Linked DNA regions of Homo sapiens: regions 2, 3 and 4 are each linked to region 1. A link is an interaction called in ENCODE POLR2A ChIA-PET data of the cell type or tissue named here. Cell type or tissue: HepG2. All regions are shown on one strand.

Region 1 (2,500 bases):
TTAATGGCAGCAAGAGACACAGCTTCTTTTTAAGGTAGAGGTATCAAACCGTATATCCAAGGTTGAAAAATAAACATTCCAAATGCATAAAAGATCTCAGATGGTAAGTAACTGGATCTTACAGCAATGCTATCAATGATCATACATAATTACATGATTTTATATTTGTCTCCAGTTTAAATATATTTATTGGTCCTGAATTGGCCAGTAGCCTCTGGAAACTGGGGTCTTTTTCTTAGACTTTCCACCCTAGGACTATACAAAATATTTAAATTTTACTTATATGCCTAGTTGTATATGAAGTCATCTTGCCTGGAGAAATATAGAATCACGTTTTAATCCATATTTATTTTCTCAATATCTTTGGGAAGATTGTTTTAAAGTTCATAATCTCATCATATTTTATAACCGTATAGCAAGGAGAATAGTGATATAACTTGTATGTTCTTATTAGATTTTAATTTTGTTCATTCCTATATGTACATATAACATGTTGATGTAAAAGGGTCATACAAGTATACACAAAGATTACCTTTTTGGGGGAAGGTCTGTGTAGCTAAATGAAGATTAGAATAGAAGCAATTTGGAGGGGCTAGTCAAAAAATTTTCCATGTTTGAGCAAAACTATTTAGTTTGTCCAGATACTTATTTTAGTTTATGTATATAGAAACAACTGATGTCACAAAAACTTTCTAAATTAATTTAAGTTGTATCCTCACAATTCCAGTATGATTGGGTAAAAGTAAAAATTTCATTTCTATTTCATTTTTTGTCTATGTAATGCCAAATGCTCAGACCAGTCATTTGACTAAATTGACTGCCTTGACTAGTTGTTTTGGCATCATGTAATTGTCTTGGCTAAGCCAAAGCAGACACAGTAGCTCTCATTGTAAAAAATGGCACCACAAATAGGAGTCCCTCAGTACCAGAGGGTGACCCAACACAGGATTACTTCTCGTCCCAGAGAAGGTGACCCTGCAGGTCAGGGTTGAGGTCACTGGCAAACACACTGTGGAAAACATAAGTGCTGTGTTGCTTTTGCCCTTTTGAATAAGCAGCTTGGTGTTTGTTTAGTGATACAAGCTCATCCTGTTTTTCAGCTGCACCTTGGATAGTATTGATCTGTTTGGGAGAATGTCTGCTCCAAATCAGCACAGATCAGTCACCATGACTCTTGCCATCTAGGGTTATTTTCAGATCATAACTGAGGAAATGAGACACAGGTCAATACTGGTTCCTTATAGGCTTTCTGTGGGCATCAGCAAGAGATCCATCCCATTTCTGTGGTATGAAATGGTACCACACCTGTTCAGTGACATCACAGAAAAACAGCTGCTATTTCTTTTACTGTTATATCGCCTGTAAATGTTAAATATTGGGTTTGTAGATATCTAAATGTCAAGGGGACATTTTAAAATAAAAATGTCGCCTTTCATTTTTGTTGTATGCCTCCAAGTTTGACTTCTTATTTTTCCTTTCTGCTCTGCCAAATAAAAATGTAAATTATGAGAAACACAATAGGACCACTTTGTAGCTGAATTTCTGGGCAGCACACAAAAAGACTACTGTTTTCTGATTGGTCTTTTGTCAGCTTCAAAAGCTGTCTTCCTTCTGAAGTTTATAAATTTAAAATATTAGAGTTTAGCAAATGATTCAATCTAACTCCCTAGATAGCTATTTAAACTCATATGACATTGTTATTTGAGACCAGAACTGACCTGGTTAAATTTCAGTACCTAAAAAGAGAATATGGAGGGAGTGGGGTGAGGTTATGTAGAGACTATTTGAAAGTCATGAACTGAGTAGCTTTTTTTTTTTTTTTGCCTTAAGATTAAATGTCAAGCTTTTTTTGAAGTTAGGTGTTTTGCAAAATGAATACATTTTCAAGTGCAAATAATCAATCTTGATTAAACAACAAAAGTTAAGCATTTGAAAAATAGGCTAAAATGATTTTAAAATCAGATTTTATTCTAGGTACAAAACAGTTACTTAATGTGTCATAGTCTTTGGCATTATGCAACTTCATAGGCTAGCATAAGGATTTGAGTAGGGGGATGGGGGCAGTAGTTCTGTATTGGTTGAATCATTACAGAACTAAAAAGTTAAGAAATGTGAGTACGTAGAAGCAATGTTTACCCAAGATATCCAAACTACCGGTCAATTAAGGTTTTAAAAAATCATTAGAAAAATATGTTTTATGTAATATATATATATATATATATATATAACTGAGAAAACAACGGATTACTTGAACTTTTCTCTTTTCAGTGTTGCTTTGGTGTTATACAGAGCTGATCAATCATGGATAGCTCTTCCTTTTTGATACTACTTGTTTCTGTGTAACATTTTTATTGCCTTGCTTTCCCCTTTAATTTTAGAAATATTTTTGGGTTTCCAGAAGTCAGCTAAGCTAGTTGTCACATAGTCACTTAAACTAGCCATATTAATATATTCAAGTTCAACATAATTAAGTAGTTAAAATAAATCTTAGTAAATAATT
Region 2 (2,500 bases), 51 kb after region 1:
CAAACCCGCAATATATTGAAAGTTGCTTACTATGTTTTAGCTTAGTGTTTTATGCTTAAATATGCCTCTTAACATATTTAAGTCAGAAATTACTACTTATAGCAGTTCTGAAGGCCAAAGAACTAAGAACAGTCTTTCAGGTAATTATTTCAATATTGAATGTTTTTTTTTTTTTCCCACTATGTCTTTACTTGCAGTGATGCTGTCACTCAATTGGATCAGAGTTGTTTGACAGCTTCCATGACCTTTCACTACACACATGCAAGGAGCCATACTCAGACCTACACAGATAGAGCCACACAGACACAGCTGCACCAAGTGGCATTATGAGAAAGGACTAGACAGGATGCAACTGTGATGTTACTTAGGTGAGGAGGCCGCTCCAGCTGAAGAGGCTCACAATGAGATTTCTATCTGCCAGAGATTTGAGATCGCTATCTGCCAGTTATGTCAGGGAAGTAATTTAACACATCAGTGCTGCAGTTTAAGATGAACTATAGAGACTTGGGGGAATTAGTAGGATAGTAAGTGCTTGACTTATGTCCAGGAAAAGGGCAGATGTACATCTTGATGGTAAATTATAAAAGTCAACTTGTACAAAAGCCACTGATAATTAATTCTCTTCTTCAATTGGAAAGCAAGATGGGTGGATGAAACTTACTGAGAGTGATCTCCCCTTGGATTTAGGCTGGCAGAAGAGTAGGTAGGCTTATTTCTTTTAAAGCACAATCCCCTTGATACAGGCCAGAAAGGAGATACGGGGTGGGCAGGATTTATTGCTCAGGTCAGTACAGAGAAGCTCAACAGGCCTCCTTTCTGGCTCTGAAACGGTGCTAAGTAAGGGGCCCCAGGGCAGGGGGAGGGTGTCAGAAATATGATAAACCATGAAATATGATAGTACATGCAAAAGCTTGTAAATGGTGAGACAAAAGTCACAAGGAATTATTTTCGGTAAAAAATAGAAATCCTACCTATTGGCATCAAATTTCTGTTATAGAATGGGTTTATAAGCAGCCCTCTGGTTGGAAGAGGATTTCCCTGGAAGCTGTGTTTACACAGCGAACACTTTGTTTTTGTTTAGATCACATGTGGGCTGGGAAGAAAGGAACCCATGTAGATTATGGAGTACTACAACACCCCATGTACTTTCAAAGAGACCCCTGAAGCACCACCACTGAGCCTCACAAATATTTTGTCGAGATAAGCACTGAAAACAAAGATAAACTATGACCGCCATCTTGTGGTGGGATCCACCATTACCAAGTTGGATTGAGTGTGAGGTGGTGGTAGTGGGGGAGGGGCTGAGACACATTTTCTTTTTTCTTTCTTTTTTTTTTTTCACTTGAGGATTCTGGTAGGGACTATAAGGAGAAAACCTCTTGGATACAAAATTTGCCACCCGGCAGGAGAGCTATGTTAGAGGTCTTCCGTTAATTTGATTTAGGTTTCTATGGTGTGGAGAATCTGGAGTAGTTTTGAGAGAGTATTTGTCATTCCTTATCTCCCTGTTCCCAGATCCCTAGCTTGGGAAGGTATTTTTCTCACATTCTCCAGAGTTCAAAGAGCTTACCAAACAACAGAAACCCAAGATTTATTCTTCGATATTATTCCATTATATGCCACACCAGAGCACATTTGTTTTCACAACATTTAATTAGATTTCCCGGAAATGGAAAAGCCATTTGTTTTTTTATGGATTTACTATCAGTCTGAAACCTAAGAACCTTTCCAATATTTTAATACAAACCAGCCATACTGACTTAAATTAAAGGAATATGTTCAAAGTAGAAATAACACTGATAAAAGAGGCTTTTGATATGTCCCTGATAGCACCCAGCCTAACAGGATGACATTTTGGTGAAAGTAAGTAAGATGTAGTATCAAAGGGAAATTTTTCTTTCTTGAAATATTTAAAGCATCATTTGCTTTTCACTTGGCAGAACAATGACAACAGCAACAAAAGAAACCACGTGGCCGTTTTTCACTTTGCAAAGCATTCTTTACAGATGCCTGTCTAGTTGTTCTTGGATGGCTTCAGGGCACTGACACCGCATTCATCTTTGAAAGTTCTCCACCAGGTCCAAATGGCTGCTGTTGATCCCAGGAATGAGTGAACTACACCATGCCTTCCAACGGGTTCAGCGTTTTATTTGTCTGTAATGTGGTAGGCTTAGGAACATATCTGGCTGAAGACGCTTATCTTTCACTGTGTCAGAATCTTTCAGGGCTGCAGCATTCTATGTTTCTAATATCTAGGCAGGAGGACAATCAGATTATAAATTTGGCAGCAGTACCTAGAGTAATGCCTGGCACATGATAGCTGCTGAATGAATGCTCCAAGACCGAAGGATCTAGCTGTTATCTTGAAACCTAGCGATATACTGAAATTCTTGTACTAATGTCTACTTCAGCCCCCTCTCCTAACACATGACCTCAAACTTGGCTCTATTGTCATTTGAGGCTGGATAATTCTGTTACAGGGAGCTGTCTTATGCATTGT
Region 3 (2,500 bases), 100 kb before region 1:
ATTCTCTTAACTACCCTAAGTCTTTTAGGCAGTATCACTGAAGAGAAAATACATGCTCATCTGGAGAATTAGATCATCTAGGATACCAAATTCAAAGAAAACTGTAGGTTGATCTTTGTTAGCTGGGATGTTATACACAATCCCGGGTCAACTACCCTGGCACATAGCATAGGAATATTCTGCTATCATGAATTCCTTAAACATAACATTATATAGAAGAAACTATCTCTTCCCATGAGATTATTATTTATAGTTAAGTGAGTTGGAAGACCTCAATTTCCAAATCCTTTGGCATACCCTTCAGAACAGGTGAGTAAAACAAATTCCAATACGGGTGAATTCTTTTACAACCCTGGGAAAATATCAAACTATAATATAATCACCAAGAGACCATCTAAAATTAGATGTTTACTTTAGTGAGATGAAACAATATATCTAAAGTAATTACCTCAATGCCTAAGTGCACAATAAACAATAGATATTAGACCCCTTACTAGGACCAAAAAAAAAAAAAATAGCAGACTATAGAGACTCTTTAGTTATAAGGTCCTGTAACAGACACCTTTGAAGCTCATGTCACACTCCCTTGGCCCATGTGTCATTTCAGCCACAGCTGCAGGAATTCATACTCCCATTATCCTCTAGCATCCCACCTCAAGTGAGCCCATTACGCCTCAACATCTTCAGAAGCACAAGTATAGCTTAAAGCACAAAAGAGTTAACACCTTTAATCAAAAGGGAATGAGAACTTATGGATAAATGGTCAAGCCTTCCACCTTTCAAATGGGTAATACTGGGTAGCATTCTACACACTGCTCAGGAGGTTTCTCTACTGCTCACAGCAACAATCGCAACATCATACTTTTTTGTTCCCTCTCTCACTCCCCAGGCTTCTCACTCCTACTTCCCAGGCAAGCTCTCAAATAAACCACCTAGGCTTATGTCTTTGTCTCAGACTCTACTCAAGGAGAAGACAAACTAAGGTGAAGCCCTACACAAACCCCGAGAAATGAGTATTTGGCCTTTGCTTGAACACTGCTAATCCTCAAAACAGATGTTCCAAGAGCATACATCCTACTCAAGTCTGTAGAAATGCAGCCTTTGAAGCTAGAAAAGAAATACAAATATTTGTTGAATGGGTGAACAAACATTAGCAAAGTCTCAGAATTCATTAGGAAAAAAGATAGTTTAACCCATAAAACATACACAAACTTTGTTTCCCGAAGATAACACTACACAAAATATTCCTGTTCTAAATTTTTGACTAGGAGGTCCCAGCTTTTATTACATCTCACTCTCAAGGTTCCTATGATCTATATTCATACGATACAGCAGTATAAGAAGAATTACAAACATTGAGTATTTTTTGTAAACCCTTAGTGTGTTTAATCTGACTCAAATCAAGTATTTCTCCAGGATTTTTAAACTTGGTATCAGAGAAAGGGATTTTCAGTCCCTCCCTGGTAATAAAGCTATGGAGATATAAACCTGAAGAAATTTCTATCAGTTATAGTATCTACCACATGGGAAAAAAACAATCTGAAATAGTAGCTGTCATTCAGAGACAGACAGAGACAAACTAGAAAAAGAACCTGGTGGCTTTCTAGCTTAGGTCCCTGAGACTAGCTAGGTGCACCCTTACCCTTTCCATTGCTTGGTAATGTAAACCAATTCTCTCTTCTTGCCTAAGCCAGCCATCTGAGATTTTAGGTTTCTGTAACTTGTGAGAAAGGTTTAACACAAGAACTTGAACACGAGTATAAACAAAACACTGTATAAGACCTAATACTATCTATGGAAGGGCTACAAAGCCTGGGATCCATTAATCCCCCACTCTGATTTTATACATATGACTGTATCTATTTCTAGAGAAAAGTCACCAAAACTTCCATCATTTACTCTAAATAGATCTCTGACCTCTACACCCTCTCAAAGAAGATTTATTGTTTGATGGTCTAAACCAGTGATTCAATGTATTTTCCTGCCTCTGCATCACTTACATGGGCAACATCTTTAAATAAAAGTCATGATTTTCAACCACAAGTACATGTATTGTGAAACCCTTTCTTTATGCCATTTCCAAGATTATGGTATGTGAATTCCTCCCTTTCTCCCACCACAGTTGAGAATCAACTGGTTAAGAATCTGATCATTTAGGCCAGGTGTGGTAGCTAACACCTGTAATCCCAGCACTTTGGGAGACAGAGGCAGGCAGATCACTTCAGGCCAGGAGTTTGAAACCAGCCTGGCCATCATGGTGAAACCCCCATCTCTACAAAAATACAAAAATTAGCCAGACATGGTGGTGCACACCTGCAATTCCAGCTACTCGGGAGGCTGAGGCACATGAATCGATTTAACCCGGGAGGCAGAGGTTGCAGTGAGCCGAGATCATGCCACTGCACTCCAGCCTAGGCGACAGAGCAAGACTCTGTCTGCAAAAAAAAAAAAAAAAAAAAAAAAAAAAGAATCTGATCATATAAAGAATATTTTGAGTCAT
Region 4 (2,500 bases), 470 kb after region 1:
CAGCTTCCACTTACGAGTGAGAACATGCTGTGTTTGGTTTTCTGTTTCTGTGTTAGTTTGTGATGTACAGCATTTTTTAAGCTGAAAGGTCCATTTACTGAGCAAAGCCAGTAGTATATCGCAGTGCCTAAGAGCTTGGCCTCTGAGGTTTGAATAGTACTGTGACCTTGAGCAAGTTCCTTGTTTTGTATAAGCCATTCCTTTCCCATCTGTAAAATAGATATCATGTATATGTTTACCTCATTGTGGTCAGACAATGCATATAAAACTCTCAACCCAGTGTCTAACAAATGGTAAGTACTTAGTAGATTTTTTTTGTTTTTACGATTAGTATCATTATACACTACTGAGGGGGGCACACTTCTTGAGAAATTTAATAAGGCATAGCAATTTATTATCCCACTTTCATCTTTTTTTTTTTTTTTTGACACAGAGTCTCGCTCTGTTGCCCAGGCTGGAGTGCAGTGGTGCAATCTTGGCTCATTGCAACCTCCACCTCCCGGGTTCCAGCAATTCTCCTACCTCAGCCTCCTGTTAGCTGGGATTACAGGCACCTGCTACAATGCTTGGCTAATTTTTGTATTTTTAGTACAGATGGGGTTTCACCACATTGGCCAGGCTGGTCTCAAACTCCTCACCTCCAGTGATCTGCCCACCTGGCCCCCACTTTCATCTCTAACATAAAAAGTATATCCTGAGCAAATTTATATTCACATTTCTGAAAATTGCTGTCTAATGGTTAGGAGGATGACACGTTGCTGCATTTTGCTGACACACACGAGAAGCACACCACAAAAGCCAAGAAAATATTATCCTTCCATGGACCCTCCAGGAAGTCACACAAACAGGAAGTGGGGTTACTCAGACCCTGACTCTGAACCTAAGCAAATAGACTTCAAACTCTAAAGTGTATCTCATCATTACTCAGAATGTGTATGGCAACGGGAAATGATCATAGGTCACATTAGATCTTTTGAACACATACATCACCACAGGAAATCTCATTTTCCAATAGCATTGTCTTCATGTTGAAAGGACAGTAATGCAAGTAGAAAGTCCTCTCCTCCCCCTCCAAAAAAAAAAAAAAAAAAAAAAAAAAAAAAAAAAAAAAACAAAGCAACTAAACTTAGAAGTTGTAGGCCTTTTGGAAATGACCACACACTGTGTAAAGATTTAAGTTCTGCAATGTTTGGTTTATGGCTCTAGTCCTTAAACAAAACATTAGAGCAAAAACCAAAAGCACAAAAGGACCCTTACAACTGCTTTTGGAATGCAGTGGCATAACATTTCCCCTTACTTTTATTAAAAAAAGAAAGATGCAATTTTCTTAGAAAGTCCTTGCTTTAAGTGTCAAACTTTACAGTCACTAAGGATCTAGGTGCTACTATTCTCCTGTCCAGGTGATGCTAGAAATGGAAAGAAGAGCTTCTGGAAGGGGGCTGGCTGCCTCAATCCTCCAGTGCCCCAGGCCTGACACTCTGTGGGTATACAATAGGCACTCCATAAAAGTCCCTTAAGAAGGTCCCTTAAATAAATGAATGATGATAAAAATGGATGCATACCAAGTGTACTGATTTTTTTTTAAATAATATTCCATATGCTTTTACAATATGAAAAATACTTTTTCACTTATAATCCCCTTCGATCTTCCCAATGACCCAACAAGGTAGGGAATTGTTTGCCTATGGCTTATCTAAAGTTACTCAGAAAAATGATGGGATTTAACTTACTCTCCAGAGTTGGAGTTCTCTTTTATGTTGCCATGAACATTAAATGTGCTTAATATATGTTCATTTAGTGCAGTGGTGCTCAACTGGATGTAATTTTATCCCTCAGAGGACATTTAGTAATGTCTGGGCATATTTTTGGTTGTCACTCTAGGGCAGCTGGAGTAGTGTATTGCTATTAACATCTAGTGGGTGGAGGACAGGGCTGATGATCAATATCCTACAATGCACAGACCAGACACCCCCAGCCTACCTTACTACTTCAAAAAAAATTATCTGGCCCCAATTGTCAATAATATCCATGCCCAAACACTGGTCTAAACAACAAATGGGGCCTCGCATGGTCTCTCAAAAGTTTGTAATCCCAGCACTTCGGGAGGCTGAGGAGGGCAGATCGCTTGAGCTGAGGAGTTCAAGACCAGCCTGGGCAAACGTCGTGAGACTCTGTCTCTAAAAAAGAAAAAGAAAAAGAAAACAATGAATGGTCGAGGACCATTAAGTTTATTAAGTTACTACTTTGTTTAAAAATATGTCTGGAAATCTTTTGACACTCCCCATCCATAGGTGGAATCTTAAGTCTCCTCCCCCTGAATCTAGGTGAGACTTTGTGATTGCTTTGATGAATAGATGCAGTTATGTGATTTCTGAGCCAAGGTTATAAAAGCCCATCCATTCTGCCAGTTTCTTTTGGGATGGTTGCCTTTGGTGCCCTACCCACCATGCAAGAAGTCAACTTACTCAGAGGGCACCATGTGGAGAGGCTTGAGGATACC

Evidence for each region. ChIA-PET counts read pairs that join two places held together with the same protein. Peaks named below come from ENCODE experiments on the same cell type or tissue, not always from the same donor. Only the 100,000 strongest peaks of a DNase experiment are listed, where the experiment ranks them.
Region 2: POLR2A ChIA-PET joins it to region 1 with 11 read pairs; 4 of 35 experiments call an interaction of 5 or more read pairs at or near these places.
Region 3: POLR2A ChIA-PET joins it to region 1 with 5 read pairs; 4 of 35 experiments call an interaction of 5 or more read pairs at or near these places.
Region 4: POLR2A ChIA-PET joins it to region 1 with 5 read pairs; 1 of 35 experiments calls an interaction of 5 or more read pairs at or near these places.

Annotation. Positions count from the first base shown.
Region 1 is chr5:53,475,763-53,478,262 of GRCh38, reverse strand. No RefSeq gene overlaps it. Among named protein-coding and RNA genes, the nearest start is that of FST, 3.6 kb to the left of the region's middle. In HepG2, no CTCF peak of the experiment used is centred here; DNase peaks (open chromatin) are centred at 1,042 and 2,033.
Region 2 is chr5:53,424,940-53,427,439 of GRCh38, reverse strand. No RefSeq gene overlaps it. Among named protein-coding and RNA genes, the nearest start is that of FST, 54 kb to the left of the region's middle. RefSeq lists an enhancer at 1,127-1,421. In HepG2, a CTCF peak has its summit at 1,243 (motif pointing left); a DNase peak (open chromatin) is centred at 1,229.
Region 3 is chr5:53,575,498-53,577,997 of GRCh38, reverse strand. All of the region lies in intron 1 of NDUFS4 (NADH:ubiquinone oxidoreductase subunit S4), which reads right to left. Among named protein-coding and RNA genes, the nearest start is that of NDUFS4, 16 kb to the right of the region's middle. In HepG2, no CTCF peak of the experiment used is centred here; a DNase peak (open chromatin) is centred at 1,087.
Region 4 is chr5:53,003,507-53,006,006 of GRCh38, reverse strand. The region is part of intron 1 of ITGA2 (integrin subunit alpha 2); the gene reads right to left. Among named protein-coding and RNA genes, the nearest start is that of ITGA2-AS1, 14 kb to the right of the region's middle. In HepG2, no CTCF peak of the experiment used is centred here; a DNase peak (open chromatin) is centred at 956.